2 separate regions of the Mus musculus genome follow, and region 2 is linked to region 1. A link is a loop called in an ENCODE intact Hi-C map of the cell type or tissue named here. Cell type or tissue: left cerebral cortex. All regions are shown on one strand. Each heading gives the region's core, and the rest is flanking DNA. Links, peaks and the distances in the headings are about the cores only.

Evidence for each region. Peaks named below come from ENCODE experiments on the same cell type or tissue, not always from the same donor. Only the 100,000 strongest peaks of a DNase experiment are listed, where the experiment ranks them.
Region 2: it touches region 1 in a loop (2.1-fold over the local background); 5 of 42 quality-filtered maps call a loop at or near these places.

What each region holds. Positions count from the first base shown.
Region 1 is chr11:84,277,544-84,285,884 of GRCm38, reverse strand. It overlaps Acaca (acetyl-Coenzyme A carboxylase alpha), which reads right to left. Exons shown (of 54, transcript NM_133360.2): 25 at 7,976-8,089; 26 at 6,930-7,019; 27 at 5,375-5,493. Among named protein-coding and RNA genes, the nearest start is that of Acaca, 86 kb to the right of the region's middle. In left cerebral cortex, for the core only: a CTCF peak has its summit at 4,401; DNase peaks (open chromatin) are centred at 2,636 and 4,380.
Region 2 is chr11:84,388,097-84,396,437 of GRCm38, reverse strand. It overlaps Acaca (acetyl-Coenzyme A carboxylase alpha), which reads right to left. Exons shown (of 54, transcript NM_133360.2): 51 at 4,774-4,928; 52 at 4,052-4,222. Among named protein-coding and RNA genes, the nearest start is that of Aatf, 120 kb to the left of the region's middle. In left cerebral cortex, for the core only: CTCF peaks have their summits at 3,974 and 4,176 (motif pointing right); a DNase peak (open chromatin) is centred at 6,941.

The sequences.
Region 1 (8,341 bases), core at 156-8,155:
CATAGTACTTGAACCAAAGTGTCTAACACAAATGAAGAAGATTTACAGGAACTAATAGGAAAGAAGGTGAAATGCAACTTAACTAAAGCAAAGCTGAATTTCGATCTAAGAAATAAGTGGAAACACCAATAGGTCCTCACCCATTATAAAATATGTATAGAAATATACAGGAAGTATATATACCTCCATCTCCAACATCAACATTTGGTTCTTTTATAAATGACGAATCAATTAAAAGGTTTTAAAATTGCCCAAGTTAACTACTGTGTGTTACATACAAAATATATTTTGAGTTTTAAATTTTGTACTCCCAGTTTGTTAATAATATAGTCATATGCTGTCAAAGAATTTATGGCATAATGTGGTTTAGATAAATTTGTATAAAATATCTATATTTTAGAATATTAACTTACACAGAGTAACTGAAGAACATTAAATATGTTCAAGGTTAAGAGAAATCCTAACATCAAATCATCTAACAAGTCGTCAAAATTAAAAATATTAGGATAATGGTCAGTAAAAAACTGACACTTAAAATTATATACAACAGCAAATAAAATCTAAGTTCTAAGAAGGTTTAGAGTACAAGCAGGAAATATACAAAAAATAGACACGTGTCACAGATTTCTAACTATTCATTAGCCACTGTTCAAGAGAAGGAAACGAGAAGAAACAGGTAACTCCAGACCAGGCAGTGGTGGTCCTGAGGACCTGAGTTTGATTCCCAGCACCCACATGGTGGCTCACAACCACTATAATGCTGATCCAATGCCCTCTTCTGGCCTCTGAGGACACCGGGCATGGGCATGATACACAGACATACATTGAGGCAAATCACCGGCATACATAAAATAAAATAAATAGAATCTTGAGGAAAAAAGCCTATGGAAACTTTGTAAGCCAATTAACCAAATGTGCTACAAAGGAATCTGTTCTTGGTCAGAGATGCCCTACTCATTATAAACCTACTTTTGCCTATGTTCCAAGAATCTAAACAAAACATGGGCCTTCAATTCAAAAGACATCTGCATTTCCCTAAACAAATGACAACAAAACCAACAACAACGACAACACCCACTGCTGCTGTCGGGTTACAGTCAGTGATCCATGTTCTTGTGCATCATCCTATGGAAGTCAAATCAACAGGCAAAAACTGAAGTGAGACTCCTGCAAGGTAACCCCATGGTTCTGTTAGCTATGGCAGCTTACAAAAACATTCCTAACGGAGTGCTGAACAATATAAATCTAGGGCTAGAAAGAAGATGTAAAAAGTAACTGGCTATATAAAACGTATATTTTCAAGCCAGATATGGAGGTACACTCCTGCCATCCTCTCCCTCAGGAAATGAAGGCAGGAGGATCTAGAGATCAAAGTCATCCATGGTTACATGGGAGCTGCAGACCAACCTAGGCTGTAGTTAAGAACTTGTCTCAAAACGATATCAGTCCCCAAAACATTTTCTTCCCAAAGAATTTGTGTTAACCGGAACTGGGAGAAAGGATTATAATCTGCTTTGCACTGATATATGTATGATTCTCTGTTTCTGTATATTTTCTATTTTGACAGTAATTATTGAAGCATGTGTAAAATATTATAATGTAAATCTGCATCTGGTACAGATAATTCCTACAACTACTAATAATAGCAACCTAAGAGGTGTTTTTCTCCCTCTCTCCTAGGGACTATACCATAAATGTAACAAAAGGACTCAATATTATTGTTCTAATTAAATTTTGGTCTAGATTTGAGCTGAATAGTATGGCAGTAGCTAGCTGAATGTAGTTAGGGAATGAATATTAGACATGTTACTGGTAGACATGCTACCCGGGTAAAATTAACTGAATTTCAAGGGCTAAGTAGGAATAAGAAAATAAAAAATATTACATTCATAATTTTTATTATATATTTAAAAGATATTTCACATCTACTGGTTTAAATGACTTATTAAAATTGTTTCTTTTTGTACTTTCAAATGTAGCTAACAGGAAATTTAAAATTATGTATATGGTTTGAAATAGATTCTACTACATAGTGCTGAATATCAGAGGAAGTTTACAGTCACTGACGGGACCCTAATCCAAAATGAATCAGAATTTGGAAGGCAGGATACCAATACGTGCATTTTCAAGGTACCCCTTAAATAATTCCAACCATCCTTAAAACAGAATGAAAGAAAAATATTGAGGCTAGAAAAATTAGCTAAGCTTTTTAAAAAGGTGACCAGGTTTATTGTAAGTCTTCAGCCATTGTTCAGCTGCCAGGAGAAAGACTCCAAATCCTTGGAGTTTCCCAAGCACTGGGAGAGTATTTTGTTATTCATGCATCCTATCTGAGCTTATGCTAAGAGGTCACATGACTCCAGATAGAAGCTAGTCACTAGAAACACCAACTATGTGCTTAGAGGGTTACGGCTTTATGCTAACCTGACCTCTGGGGAGGAGAGATTGAGTACATTCGTGTGGCCTATGATTTGCTCAATCGTGCCTATGAAATGAAACCTTGATAAAAACCTGACACAAGCTTGTTGGAGTTTCCTGGCTAGTGAACACATTGATGTGCTGAGAATGTGGCGTGCCTGGATTCCGCAGAAAAAGAACAAAGAAGCTGCATCTGAAGCCCTCCCACACTTCCCTCCATATGTTTTATTTGCCTGGTTCTGATCTATATTCTCTATAATACAGCTAAAATAAAGCACAATGGCCACACTATAACCCTAGCAGGCACAAGACTGAGACAGGAGGACTGTGAATTGGAGGGGGGAGGGGCAGGCAGCCTGAGTTACATAGTGAGAGCCTGTTCAACAAACAAAAATTTGATAGAACTGCAAATAAAATTGTGAAGCTTATTTATTCAACGAGAAGCTGTAGAGACTACCAGCTCTGTAGAGCACTGGACAAAACTGTGGGCGGCCTGGGGCTGCTCCATGGGGGGGTGAGCACTTATCTGATAGTTTTGATCAAACCAGATTTTGGGTAGAAATCAAAATTAAATTATAGTACATCAATTGGTATCAGAATATGTTTATAATTTCAAATATTATAAATATATATATATATATATATATATATGCAAATATAAAATCTTACCCAATGTTAAATCAAGTAGCAAATCTGTAACTTTCTGAATAAGATTTTCGTTGAAATTAAATATATCCTTCCATGATCGAATGTTATCATCTGATCATAAACTAAAAATGGCTTTAGAGCTTAAAAAAATTTACACATTTTATAGACTTGAGGGTTGGGGTGTGTGTGTGCACATGCTTGCCTGCCTCTTCCTCCTCAGCATGGGGTTACAAATGCATGCCCTGTACCTGTCTTTAATGTGGGTGCTAGGGATCTAAGCTTGGGTCCTCATCTTTGTGTGGTAAGAGCTTTACTGACTAAGCCACTTCCCAGCAGTTTTTATGGTTTTCACAAAGATTATTTATCCTTACTTTACATTTATCTTTACCTGCATAGGTATAGAAATACCACTTCTATTAATAGTGATGGCATTCCTGCAGCTTTAATATTACCCACAAGATCAAGAAAAACATCAGGATCTATAGATTATACTTCTTTTCAAATCTGACCTTTATCCATAGGGGTATTTACATTATGGATGTTGGGAGGGACAAAAATATTTTGGATCCATGTCAGGATAAAATAAGATTGACCACCTTTATGTAGAAAGGTGAGCATGGCTTCTAAATGAAACAGTTAAGCATTTCAATTTCTAGTCAACTTTTTTCTCGAAACTAGACATACAGATTCAAACTGTAAAAGATGTGGCTACTGCGATGACTCAGACAATAAAGGTATTTGCCAGCCAAGCACGATGGCTGACCAGGCTCATTTCCTAGATCTACATGGTGGAAGGAGAGGATCAACTCCTGCAAGTTGTCTTTACACACACAGATACAGACACATAAATGTAAAAAGTAAGATAGGGTCAGAACAATTCAAAAGACCAGGGGAGCAATGTGGAAGGAAGTCAGGAGGAGCTCTGCAGGCTGACTACAAATCACTGCCACAGGAAAGAGGCAGGAGAAAAGCAGGAAAAAAGAGAGGTTGTCTTGAGAATTACAAAGCATTAAGTATAGCATGTAGTTCTCTACAATTATTCAAGGAATGCAGGAAAAGAAAGAAGACCTGATGTGGAGCCCGTATGTGCCACAAGTACTTCGCTGTTCGATGAAGGACAACCATTCGTTTCTAGAAAATGAGATTCTGAAATCCACAGAGGCAAAAATGTACTGAGAGATGCTTGCTAAATCAAGGATATATGCTTTTCTCTGCCAGCCACAAGACACTTTTTGAGGTGGAAAAGTGAAAGGATCATCTAAGACAAAGAAGAGACGTACTTTTCCTGAAGATGCCTCTGTTCATCTGCCGACCGCTGCTGGATCAACAGTGGCATCCAGTGGCCAACGCTCTCAGCACAGACTGCTTTGTCTCCAGAAAGGCCCTATTGCTTTGGGTGAAGTGGCAATTCAGAACAAAACCATTTCTGATGTCTATAACGAAGGATCCCCAAAGACATAGTGGTTTGTAACACCAGTGAAGGACCAAGGCAATAAAGAAGAAATGGAGAGGAGCAGGGTATGATTGGCTGTGGTATTTTTATTTCCTGTGGTCTTACTAAAAACAATAAAAATACAGGATGGGATGAACATATGTATGGCTTGGAGTTCTTGGAATTTCATTGCCACAGAATATTTTTAATAAGTATATAAATAAATTATTTTCATTTTAAACCCAAAGCAAAACAAATTTAAATATGCACATTTTAAAGGACTTAGGGAAAGAAAAATAATGGAACTAGATGGCCAATTAAGTCATTAATTTATATTCAAAAAGTCTGGCTCTCAAGTATGACTTTTAAAAAATGGCTGATGAAATTCCAACTGCTAAATTCAGGTGTCAGTGTTACGGGAGGCAAAGACTGGTCAGGTGGACCAGCCCACAGACAGCACAAGGGCAGGCCAAAGCAGAACTTGTACACAGGTTGCTGCCTGTTCAACCACTGCCTTATTTTGGAGTGGTAGGGAGGGTCTGGCAAGTCAAACGCTCATGGGGAAAGAAGAGAAGGAATAAAAAGAAGGTAGGAAAGAAAAGAGGGAGGGAGAGAGGGAGGAGGTTCTTTAATTACTTATACAAGCAAGAATGAACAAGATATCCCTGACCATCTGTCATAACTAAACCATACTGTATCTCCCCAGATGAAGACATAGGTATCAAGAAGCACCTCCTTCAGGGTTCATTCAAGTCTGCCCATTTGTTTACCTACATTTCTCGCTATAAGTATCAAGGAACTGGCATTTAGTGCCCCTCTTAATTGTACCTTACTAGGTCACTGGCTAGCTCAGGTGCATGTGCCAGCTCAACTCACCTGTTTGGATGGGATGTGGGCAGCATGAACTGAAATTCCACCACACAGGTGTTGTCCTTAAGCTGGCGGTGTTGTACGCTGTTGAGTTCATAGGCAATGTAAGCCCTTCGAACATACACCTGGTTAAAAAGTAATCCTCAGTAAATACACTTTGAAAACAGAAATGAAGACAATGGCTGCACCAAGGACGTCTTGAAAAGACACATCTGTTACCGAGATGGCAGTTTGCCGTGAGGTAAGAGGGTGCAAGACCCTTAAAGCTGGGGTTTTAATGTTTTACCTATGACTCTAACTACAGCAAAATAAAATGAAAACAAGGCAGCACCGCTGCATACCCAGGGGCATGGCAAACCTTTCCTATTACCCTAAACACTGGCAGTTTTAGCTTTAGCAAAAGACACCATACAGAATCATAACTACTAATTTATTAGCATAACGGTTCCAACAGAAGATTAGTGAGAAAAGTAAGAGGTGCTGATTCCAGGCTACATTGAGGAATTAAGAGGGAAAACAGAAAATCACTGTCATGGTCAACTTTTTATCTATCTTATACCCCTCCACCCATCTTAACTGCTCCAGGTCAGTATTGAAGCATTTCTATCCTCAACCATATGTAAAAGCAGGAGGCATAATGTAACACAACAACTCAAACTCACTAACCTGATTCAGTACTTAAAGAAACTGCAACAGACTGCATCTCTGCAAAACCCAGCAGCCCCCCACCCCAAACTTCATGTTCAGTTTGCCAAGCACATGCAATGCTACATGAGGTTCTGTCAGCATGAGAGGCACAGAAGGAGGCGTCGTATTAGACGACATGAAAGCCTGGAAAAACACCAAGATATTTCAAATATCTGATACTTTACATTTTACCCACAGAATACAAATAAAAATTATCTGAGAAAGCTAGCAACAGACTATGTGATCTTCTATTACATGAAATCATTGAAAACACATCTCCCTACTGCTTTCAAAATATATCTACTTGACAATGTTAAGAAATCATTCAGGGTCTGCAATTTTTGTGTTTAATGAGGTGGTGTGCTGTGATGCAAAAGTCTTTGGAGTCAAGCTGACCAAATGCAAACTCCTCTGGTTAATATGTGGTTTTCTTTGGCAAGTCCCCTGACCTCACAGCCTCGTTTGTGTTTGTTTGCTTACTTGTTTTTAACTTTATAAAGCAGCTGTAGGGTTAGATGAAAACATAAAGCACCCAAACCGCAGTTCACGGCAGAACTAATATTTGGCTCTAGTAACAAAACGGTACGGTAATATGTGCGGATCAACCATACAGCTTTCACTTATGCTACTGTGAGTCTTAACTCTTTCTAAAATGGAAAAATTCAAGTACCTGGACAGAATAGACTATTGGAAAACCTGGCAGCCGTTTCCCTATTATTTGACCCAGAAGCTGGCAATGAATGCAGATAAAACATCAGCTAAAGCACCTGACTCTGAGCATTCAGCATTTCAGAAGAAAAGAGGAAGAGAAAAGAACTGACAGCAGAACAGACATAAAAACCATGGAAAGGCCGTGTGACACACCAACACTCACCTCCAGAGCTGCCATCCTCACCACCTGGTTGCTGTGGTAAAAAAAGTTTGGGAGGACATCGAAAATAGATGTTTCCGAGAGGATGAGTTTCTGGAAGGCAAAAGGATATTGACGTTCTCAGTAAGATCTAAGAATTCTGCTGGTGAATGAGCATCATGGTTCTGGTTCTCCTTCCTGAGCTATTGTGGAGAACATAACACCTTGTCCCACAGGGCTGCCTTGAGGATTATATTGGTTAGACACGTAAAACTGTTAGAACTGTTTATTGAAATATACCAATAATATGCCAATATATGTATGTGCTTATGAGTACTATCCTCTCGGACCTCTACTTGTACTTCCTAAATACTGCCTAAGACTCCACTGTCAGAAATCCCAGGCTTGAAAGGTAATGGAAACCCTAGATATCAACTACGAACCACATAATTAAAAAGATCCCTCTCAGCTTCTAGGCTCCCTAGGAGGAGTCCTACAGAAAGCATGGATCTTCCTGTGGCCAGTCATAATAGCAGTGTTCTGGTTTCACACTAGGAAAAGACAAAGGCCTCCCCTGAGAAAATGATGTTATTTATAAAATAGTTGAAGTCCTTCATTTGTAGCAAAATTACCCAATAATTTTATAAAATTGGCTTTTTATACAGTGTAGTACTAAGCATTTAAATAAAATTAAAGTTAAATGATATTTAAATAGCTTTGTCTCTAGAAGAGGAACAACCATCTCTATATACACATCTGATTCAAGCACCAGAAATCAAATAATGCTGCCAATTAATTCTGGTGTAGAATGTTTTCAAAAGATAGAGACTTCAATAAGACACTTCTATCGAAGAAGGCTCATTTGATTCTTAAGGCTAAGCTATGATCCTGCAACGTTTTTACGAAAAAAAAAAAAAGAAAACCATAAACATAAATCATTTTTAAAATTCAAGGAATGAAATTTCATGACATACAAGTCAAAATTAATCTATTAAATCTTTAACTGAACAATGCTTATGGGAATAAAAGAGACAGGAGTGTAAAGTGGTAGGAAGGAGCCATTATAATACCTGCAGGTTCTCAATGCAAAACTGGTGTCCATACATGTCAATGGCTGATAGGAAGATAGACTCTACTTGGTTATGGCGAAGCTCATATGATGGCAAATGGGAAGCAATAAGAACCTAGAGTGAAGGCAAAATAAGAGGCATAAGTTCCTCAGGGGGTGATTATTCTAGGCTCCTATTAAGCCACCTGATACAAAGGCAATAAATATAAATCTGTAAGTGCAGGCATCAAAGATAAAACAGAGACCAAGTAAAACAACTTCTAGGTCCTATAGCATAAAGTCAGGGCCACCGTGTACTGAGTCTCAGTTGCTTCTCACCATGATTTGCGCTGTGGACAATTTCCCATAGGGGTGGGGGGAAGGGAGA
Region 2 (8,341 bases), core at 289-8,288, 110 kb before region 1:
GTTCTCTGTGGCTTGAGGACTACACACCTTCCCCAACTTAGGAGGATTTGGTGGAGAGAGGTGCAAGAAAATAAAACAATAGCAGCTTTAGCTTCAGAAGGAAACCAAACAAAACCCAACTAGATTCACTCAGGAGTTCCAACGCCTTTAGTTTAGGAGAATATTTAATACTCTTATTAATCATTTTTAATCCGTTTGCTTTTAATTAAGAAACAGCATGATGCTTTGCTATCAACATATGCCAGGGAGCAGATTAATTGTGGCTTAAGATAACTCTCCTTGATTGGTGTAATGCATTAGCTAACGAGATGCCAGCTTCTAACGATGCTCACACACTACACTGGAGAAAGTCAGCTACCCTCTAGAGTAAACACTCCTGCCTTCCCCTCCCGCAGCCACAAGCTACTAAAGGTGTTTCTCAACATTCTATAACAGTTCCCAGGCAGAACTACAGTGCCACATTCCAAGCTTTTAGATGCTTAAACCTATGGACCCTGTGTATGAAACACAGTTTGTTCAGAACACGACTGGATGTTGCCACTAAGCCTGAAGCCCAAAGTACATGAAGATAGAGACTCTGAGTTCTAATCAACTGTGTCTTTAACAAAAAGAAACTTATTTGCGTTTTCTCAATGCTGTTTTGTCTGAATCAGTCTGGGAGGGTTTACCATACTCTCTGCTCTGAGTTATTCTGTTCCATTTAGGAAAAGTAAGCTGCCTTTAAGAACAGTCATGAGGAAGGACAGGCCACCTCTGTTCCAAGGGAGAAAAGTCATTATCATGGTCTTCCTTAGAATTATAAAAATGTAGCTATCTAATATGGATTTTAAACAAATATGAAATGCTGGCTATTAGCCTCCTGACAGCCTGGGACCACTTGTCTGACATCCCAGCCAGAGCATCTTAATATCAATAAAATATCAATAATTAAACATCACAACACTTGCTTGTCTTACAATACATGTTCAACAGACACTCTTTCTGCATCAATGGATAAGTATCTCAGGCACCACTCAGCCTCACTAATTATATGTAATAATTAGTCTAGCTTACAAAATCTAAATGACCTGTTTGAAAAGGTTCATTTCTAATGCACTGGACAGCTGTTAAGCTCTCCCTAAGCAACAGTAGAACAGGGCCAGGGAGTGACTAGGGCACAACCTGGTGGCTGTGAGCCCTGACTACCACGCCTACAAATGACTCCACTGTGTGGGCTGCTTAAGAGATGTTTCCAGCTGGAGAGATGCCTAGGAGCCATCTGACCTGGTGTGTGTGTGTGTGTGGGGGGGGTGGTGGTGGGAGGATGAGGGAGATATACACACTCTAGAAAGATTGTTTTTAATATATCAGTATTTCCAAGGTTATGACCTTCTAACACCCAAGGTCATTTCCTTCAGAGGCTTTGGAGAACACCACAAAAAGATTGTGTAAGCAGTGGCTTGCTAGATTCCATGGCTGGGCCAGGCCAGTGTTGACATTTAGCTCTCACCTTATCCCTCCCTGGTACAGTGAACTATCTATAGGTTCCTTGAGGCAATAGAGACCTCTCAACACAAGATCCCATTCCATTTGGAAATCCAGAATAAGCGGAAGCAGATAACTATGGACAATTAGAATAAATTAGGGCACCAAGCCCTGAGGACACTACTGTGAGCCAGCAATCCTTCCAGGATATGACAGCGTGACCAAGTCTTATACTTTAACACTCACATTCTCTCTCTCTCTCTCTCTCTCTCCCCCCCCCTTCCCTCCCTCTTCCTTTTTCTCTTCTTGAGACAAGGTCTCACTATGTATACTTGGCTAGCCTAGAAATCCCATCCCTGAGTTTTGGGATTGAAGGTATACCCCACCAAGTCTGGCTGCTATTTAACTTCTAACATGCTTTGCCTTCGACACCATAAACATTATCCCCATTTTATACATAAGGGAATGGGGGTTCAAATAATGTGTTCAAGCAAATAAATGTAAAAATGGAAACCTCAGAGTTTGAGATCTCAAACCCCCCCCCCCCCTCCAGTGTTCCATGGAAAGTCTTAACTGTGATCTGCAGGCACAGAACCAATCGGCCTGTTAAAAAGCTCTATACCTCAAATTGTGGAGCTAGAAATCAAAACAGAAACCATCTTCATGAAGTAAACATGTACTGTTTGCACTGCCTAATTCCACCCATAGCTCATGAAGCTTTTCCTTAGGGAGCTGTGGTTATGAAGCTGCTTCTGACCACAGTGAGACCACGAGCCATAAACCCAAGAACTTCCTCTAACAGGACTGCCCAGTGGATCCAAATGGAATCCTAGAAATCATGGGATGAAGGTCTCTAAAGGAATAGAAGTTTCATAATCGCTCAAGAAAACAAACTCTCTTGGGGAAAAAAACAATACAAAGCATGGCTAATAAACACCTATCCTTTCATGACGTCATAAATGCATATTACTTTATGACTTCTGCACCAGTAACAGAGACCTACCACTCAAACAAAGACTCTATCAGTGTCTGCGCTTGAGGGAAACAGCACATGAAATCTGTCACTATTAGAAGACACACTCCAAGTGCTTCAGCCATGTTCTAACACCAGGCAGCTTCTGTGTGCCCTGCAGAGGCAGCACTACACCTTCAGCACTGCCTCCTCTCAAGGGCGCTGCCGATTTTATCACCTATCCTACACTAACCAGGTCCTGCTGAGCCTGCAGAATGTGGCAGGAAGTTTCAAAGTCGCATGTCCTGACTTCACAGGCTCAGCTGTCCTTCCTTTCTTTCCTGTCCTCTGGCAGGAGAGCTCACGGGGAATGCAATATTCTGTAAACACGGGCAAAGGAAATAGTATCAACTATTGGGGATCGCAGGTATTTAATGTGCAGACAGCCTCTTCCTGAGCTGTGTGCCTGCAGTGTCTTCTGCACTCAATCCAGCCAGGAGCCTGTGCACATAGAGCTCACACTGATGAGAGATAGCAGTGGCTGGTTTCTTTAGACACGCTGCCCCCTGGGAGGATGCCACTAAGGAGCAAGCGAGGGACCTATCTATTCACTTCATGCTTGGAGGGAAGCTATTCCTTCTCCTCATCCTTGTGCCCACCGAGGCTGTGCACGTCCATTAGTGACTAATGTGGTAGGGAGGCGTATGGGCCACACACACACACTCCATTTACCTAGCTGGCCACTCTTAACTGGAGAACAACCTCTTATTTTACACTTGCATGACTTTCAATGCCAACTTCCACTAGAAGCTGCCAGTAGCCACTGACAAAATTGTCTCACTCAATTATGATGCCAGAGACTGACCTTAACCTGAACCAAATGTCAGAGAATGTCCCACTCCCCTGCTGTACGTCTGAAATATTTATCCAAGAAGCTTCCCGGTCATAAAGAAACAGGCAGACTTAACACAAAGGTGAATTTCAGAATACTTCACATCACTGGCTTTAAAACTGATGGTTGAGTCTTACAGCTCCTTGATGAGAAAGGTCATTAGCAAAGACTCCAGGTAGCTTTTTTGAGGAGACTGGAGTGGCCCTCTGTAGGACAAGGCCACCAGCCACTTTCCATCAATATCTGACAGTCACCAAAGATTTTGATCACACAAGTAATAAATGACAAAGTATATCTGTCTAATAGCCTGATAAAATAGGACCAGCAAAATGGCTTAGCTGTTAAGGACACTTGCTACCAAGGCTGAAGACCTGAGTTTGATCCCAGGAACCCACATGGCAAAAGAAAAGAATCAGTTCCTTCAAGTTGTCCTCTGCTTTTTATGTGTAAACTGCGGTGTGCCTGTGTAGGCAGGAATATTGTCTCTCACTGCTAAGCCCCAAGGGTCTAGTGTGTTGTAAGTGTTACAAATGGTTTGCTAAATGACTCTGTAGCCACAGAGAGGCCTTTCTAGCTTTTCTGACAGGATCTGAGAGCATAGCATTTGGCTGTGTGTGAACAGGAGAGGGTTTGGGTATTAGGTTCCTCTCTTACACCCTGCCCCCGAAGTCCTGAAGATTCTTTGACAACCCTTGTAACTCTCAGGTGCGCTGTACAGGTTCGTTGGTAGGTGCCTCACATACCTTCACTGTGCCTTCAACTTCTACAAACCAGCGTCTCAACATGGCCTGGATCTGGCCGTCAGTCAGCTCAGGGTTGGCATTGTGGATTTTCTTCTTGACCAGGTCCTCCAGCAGGAGGCGCCTCAGCCTCCAGTAGAAGAAGGTGCGGGATGTTTTCCAATCCAAGATATCCTAGAATCACATTAAGGGTAGAGGAGTTAGTGTGGTCACTGCAGCACTAGCACTCAATCTGAAGGAACCTGAGGCATACAAAGCTACTGTCCAGGAAAGCCTTTGAACACTCCAAAACTGGCCTCCCAAGAGAACACTGCTACCCAAGGCCTCACGGTGGTTTTGAAGGAGAGACTGAATGCCCAGAGAACTAGAAAGGTAATGATCTGCTTTGAGCAGTCAGCTCAACTTTCATGCAGATCAAAGGTGAATCAGCTGTCACCATAACCTTGACATTGTAGTACTCCACAGTCTGGGGATCACCTGGATTGATGTCACTTAATGAAGGCACACAGTTTCCTACTAGACTCCTCAGAGTGGTGTCAGGATTCCAAGGAAACCTAAATCATTTTGTTTTATATGACGGGGACACAGAAAAGGAGAAAGATCTCTTAAACAAAACTGGAAATGGTTTGATCTGCATAAACCGTGCTGATCTGGCCCTCGCAGCTTGTGCGCCTATGTCACTTACAAGGCTTTGACAAGTCAGAAATGGCAATTGTGTTACTTACGTTAATGACACCCTTCTCCTGCATCCGGCCTGGTGTGTCGTGCAAGTCAGCAAACTGCACAGCTACCTGATGGTAAATGGGAATTAGGAACTCCTCCCGCTCCTTCAACTTGCTCTCCAGCTCCTTCCGCTCAGTGGGGCTTAGCTCTGGGGTGCCTGCAATTACATAAACCTGTCTGTCACACTCAGCAGTGACCAGAAGTCTTGGCATCGATGTAGCCACCGTCCTTCCTTCTAGGGCCCGGCTTTCCACTGTCATCACTAAGTCTTTGATGCAGAACAGACTCTGAGATGATAGTCCTGTCCTTACTTTGTCACAGGGAGCCCACGTGTCTTCTTTGTCCTATAGAGGTCACAAGTATGAAAGCAGTGGCGGTAACTCTGCTCTCCAGGCCTCTTCTGAGCAGGTGAAGTGAGCACCCAGGTCTGGACTCTCATAGTCCAGCGCCCTAGAGCAAGGCTCCTTTATCCTCACAAGGCGAGACTGGTGCATGGACACCATGACCATCATTACTGACGAGCCTCCCCTCAGAGCAGAGCACAGACCAGCAGTGCTGGTTTTACCACGTCCTCAACAGGTGCCTGGGAAACTGCTAAGCACCAAGTTGCAAGCTGCTGTACTCCACAGCCTCTAATGTCAGATATGGATTTGTTTAACCTCCAAGTAGTACATTTAGTCAAGTAAAGCAGGTTCCATGTATTATTGCCTGGTTTCCCAATCCCTGACCAGGAGACAACATTTCAGGAGGGGAAGAGAAGAGCAGCTGTGTGGATTGCTAAGCACAGAACACACAAGACTTTATTTGGGCAGAGACTTTCACGCCCAGGTTTTAGTAGAGGAGTTTGATTCCTATGTTTGATTCCCTCCCTAATTATTTTCAGGATGGGTCTGTAATCAATACTGAAGATTTATCTGTCTGCCAGGAAAGGAAGAGGACATCTAGCTAAAGAAACAACAGGTGACAGCCTGGTGCTGGGGACAATCTCATGTGTTCTGTCACTAGCACTGACAAATACGTCAGCATAGGTGATGGGATGCAGAGGAGAAAGCTCTGTTCCAAGCATATGCCTGTCTGGAAACAGGCCTTCTTTCTTATGCCATTATGAATCACATGCTTATGAACGGCCCTGGGCCGCCACGTGAGCCTCATCACACAGAAGGACAGGGATGGAACTCGAGCACCTCGCTTCACCTTATGGACTTTTTGGGTGCCCAGATCCCCATGTTTTACATCTGTGAAGCAGGTCCCATGGGTCTTGGGTGCTCACTGAAGGCAATCACTGACCTTCTGCCTCAGGCCCCATTAATCTTCACAACTGCCTAAGGCTGTATTTTTCTTAGCACCTTACAGGTAAGGGCATTGATAGACTGAGAACTTTTGTGAATTATCAAGGCCACAGAGCAAAGGAGTGACAGCCAGGACTTCTCTGAGGCTTTTGGTTAGTATCACACTGCTGGTTTTCCTTGGAGAAGAACGGACCTCAGCAGTAGCGGACCCTTTCACTCAGAAGGCTAAGGCACAGCAGAAGACGCAGAATGAGGAGGCACAAGTCACCTTAGTCTTACTGTGCAGCTAAGACCAGGACAATGTCTGTAGCTTCTCCTACTGTTTTAGTCAAGGATGTAAAAATATAGTTTTCTGGGGCCCAAAGGATGGTAGGAGACTGAGAAGACAGTTCAGCAGGGAACTCCAAGTTCTTCGAGATTCCTCTGGGTAAGCAGCCAACATTGTACTTGAATGTACATGTGTATCTACATGGGCCATACATAATTTATTAAGCATTTATTTTCTGTCAGGCAGTGCACTTGAGTTTCCCAAGATCATATATGTCATAAGTCAATATATACATTCACACACACTCTTACTTCAGATTTAGGGCTGTATGGCTGTTACCCTGCTGCTAAGATGAATCCTCAGTGCTTCAAGTACTTTTCAGGCCACTTCATATATATTCTCTCTGACCCTCATACCCACCTTTGCACTTTAGAAACCAGAAAAGAGGCTCTGAAGTATAAAGTGGCCCTGGCTGTTAAGCAATTCAGTCTGGATTTACACTCGGGTCTGGCCACACCCAAAGCCTGTACTTGTTCCCAGTAATCGTCATGAAACTGGCGAAGCAGATCTCCTGGCAGTAGCTGGAGAGCTGGTTCCTTGTGTTTGCACAGAGTTAAGAGCAGTCTCAACATTTGGATGCAGTAGGAGAAGGAACAACAGGCTGAGGAGAGCCTTCTGGAAGCAAGCCGATGATGGTTTTAACATGTTGGAGGAAAAGGGGATGTTGGGCCAATTGCACTAGTCTAGAATTTCGAAGGAATAATGAAATAATACGATGGTTCTCTTGTCTTTCCAGGAGTCAGGAAATGAAGCAGTATTCCCCAAAGGCCACCTCAGGAGAGAAACAGGGCGAGGAGAGGTGCTGACAAGTCTTAAGTGTGTAAAAAGGCCCAGGGTCTGTGCTTTGTTTTGAGGAAAAGTGTCTCTAAATCTTTTATGTCCTAGGAGTGAAGGCTGCTCTCAAGTGGGTGCCACCCTTGTGCCCTGCTAAGGGCCCCATTCCCTGTACAGCAGAGCAGCCAGCTCCGGTAATGATTTAGGGGAGATTAACAAATATGTCAATGTCTATTTTCTGCTTAATTTAAAAGCAGCGTCTATAAAGATTTTTGACTTCTGAACCCTGTTCTCCTGAAAGAAAGAAGGTAAGAATGACGAGGGATAAAGAGTGATTATCCTATCATTGATCGTTTGTCAGGAGCATTTCTTATTCACTGGACTATTGTAAAAAGCTAAGCTCTCGATCAATCCTGTAAGCTCCCTGTACAATTAAATATCTTGGAATGGTTTTCTTTCTTTTCTAGCCAGATTGCAGGGCCTCAGGGTTTTTAGGAAAGTGTGTGTGTGTGTGTGTGTGTGTGTGTGTGTGTGTGTGTGTGTGTGTGTGTAAGAATATGCTCTACAGAGGAAAGCCATTCTTTAGAATCCTGCCTTAGGCAAAGGCTAAAGTGGGAAAAAGGTAGGCTACTCCCATCCCTTCACAAAATCAAAAGTGCCCATGAAATCCTAAAAGCCAAACGTATGATTCAGGAACTAACATAAAGAGTAGAACACAGACAAGCCGTCACAGCCTAATCAAGTGTCAAGAGCTGGTATCACTGAGATGCCATGCTGCTTCCAGTCTCTCTAATGTGTCAGCCCTGAAAGGTCATGACCTCAAAGATAAGGAGACTAAGAGGCAGCAAGTAACTTGCCAAATGCTGTAGAACCAGGAGGCCAGAGCTGGCACTGGGGGCCTACAGAGGCCAGCCAGAGCCCTGGGTTTTTAAATTCTTTTCTATTTATTTGTTTTATGTATATTAGTGTTTCATCTGTATGTATGTGTACGACACATGTGCCTGGTACCTACAAGGGTCAGAGATGTCATTGAAAGCTCTGGAACCAGAGTTACAGATGGGGTGAGCTGCCACATGGTTGCTGGGAACCAAACTCTGGGCCTTTAAAACAGCTTAAACTGATCTACAAGTATCCCCAGTCCCACTGCCTGCCAGGTTGAAACCAGGACAAACAGTGGCA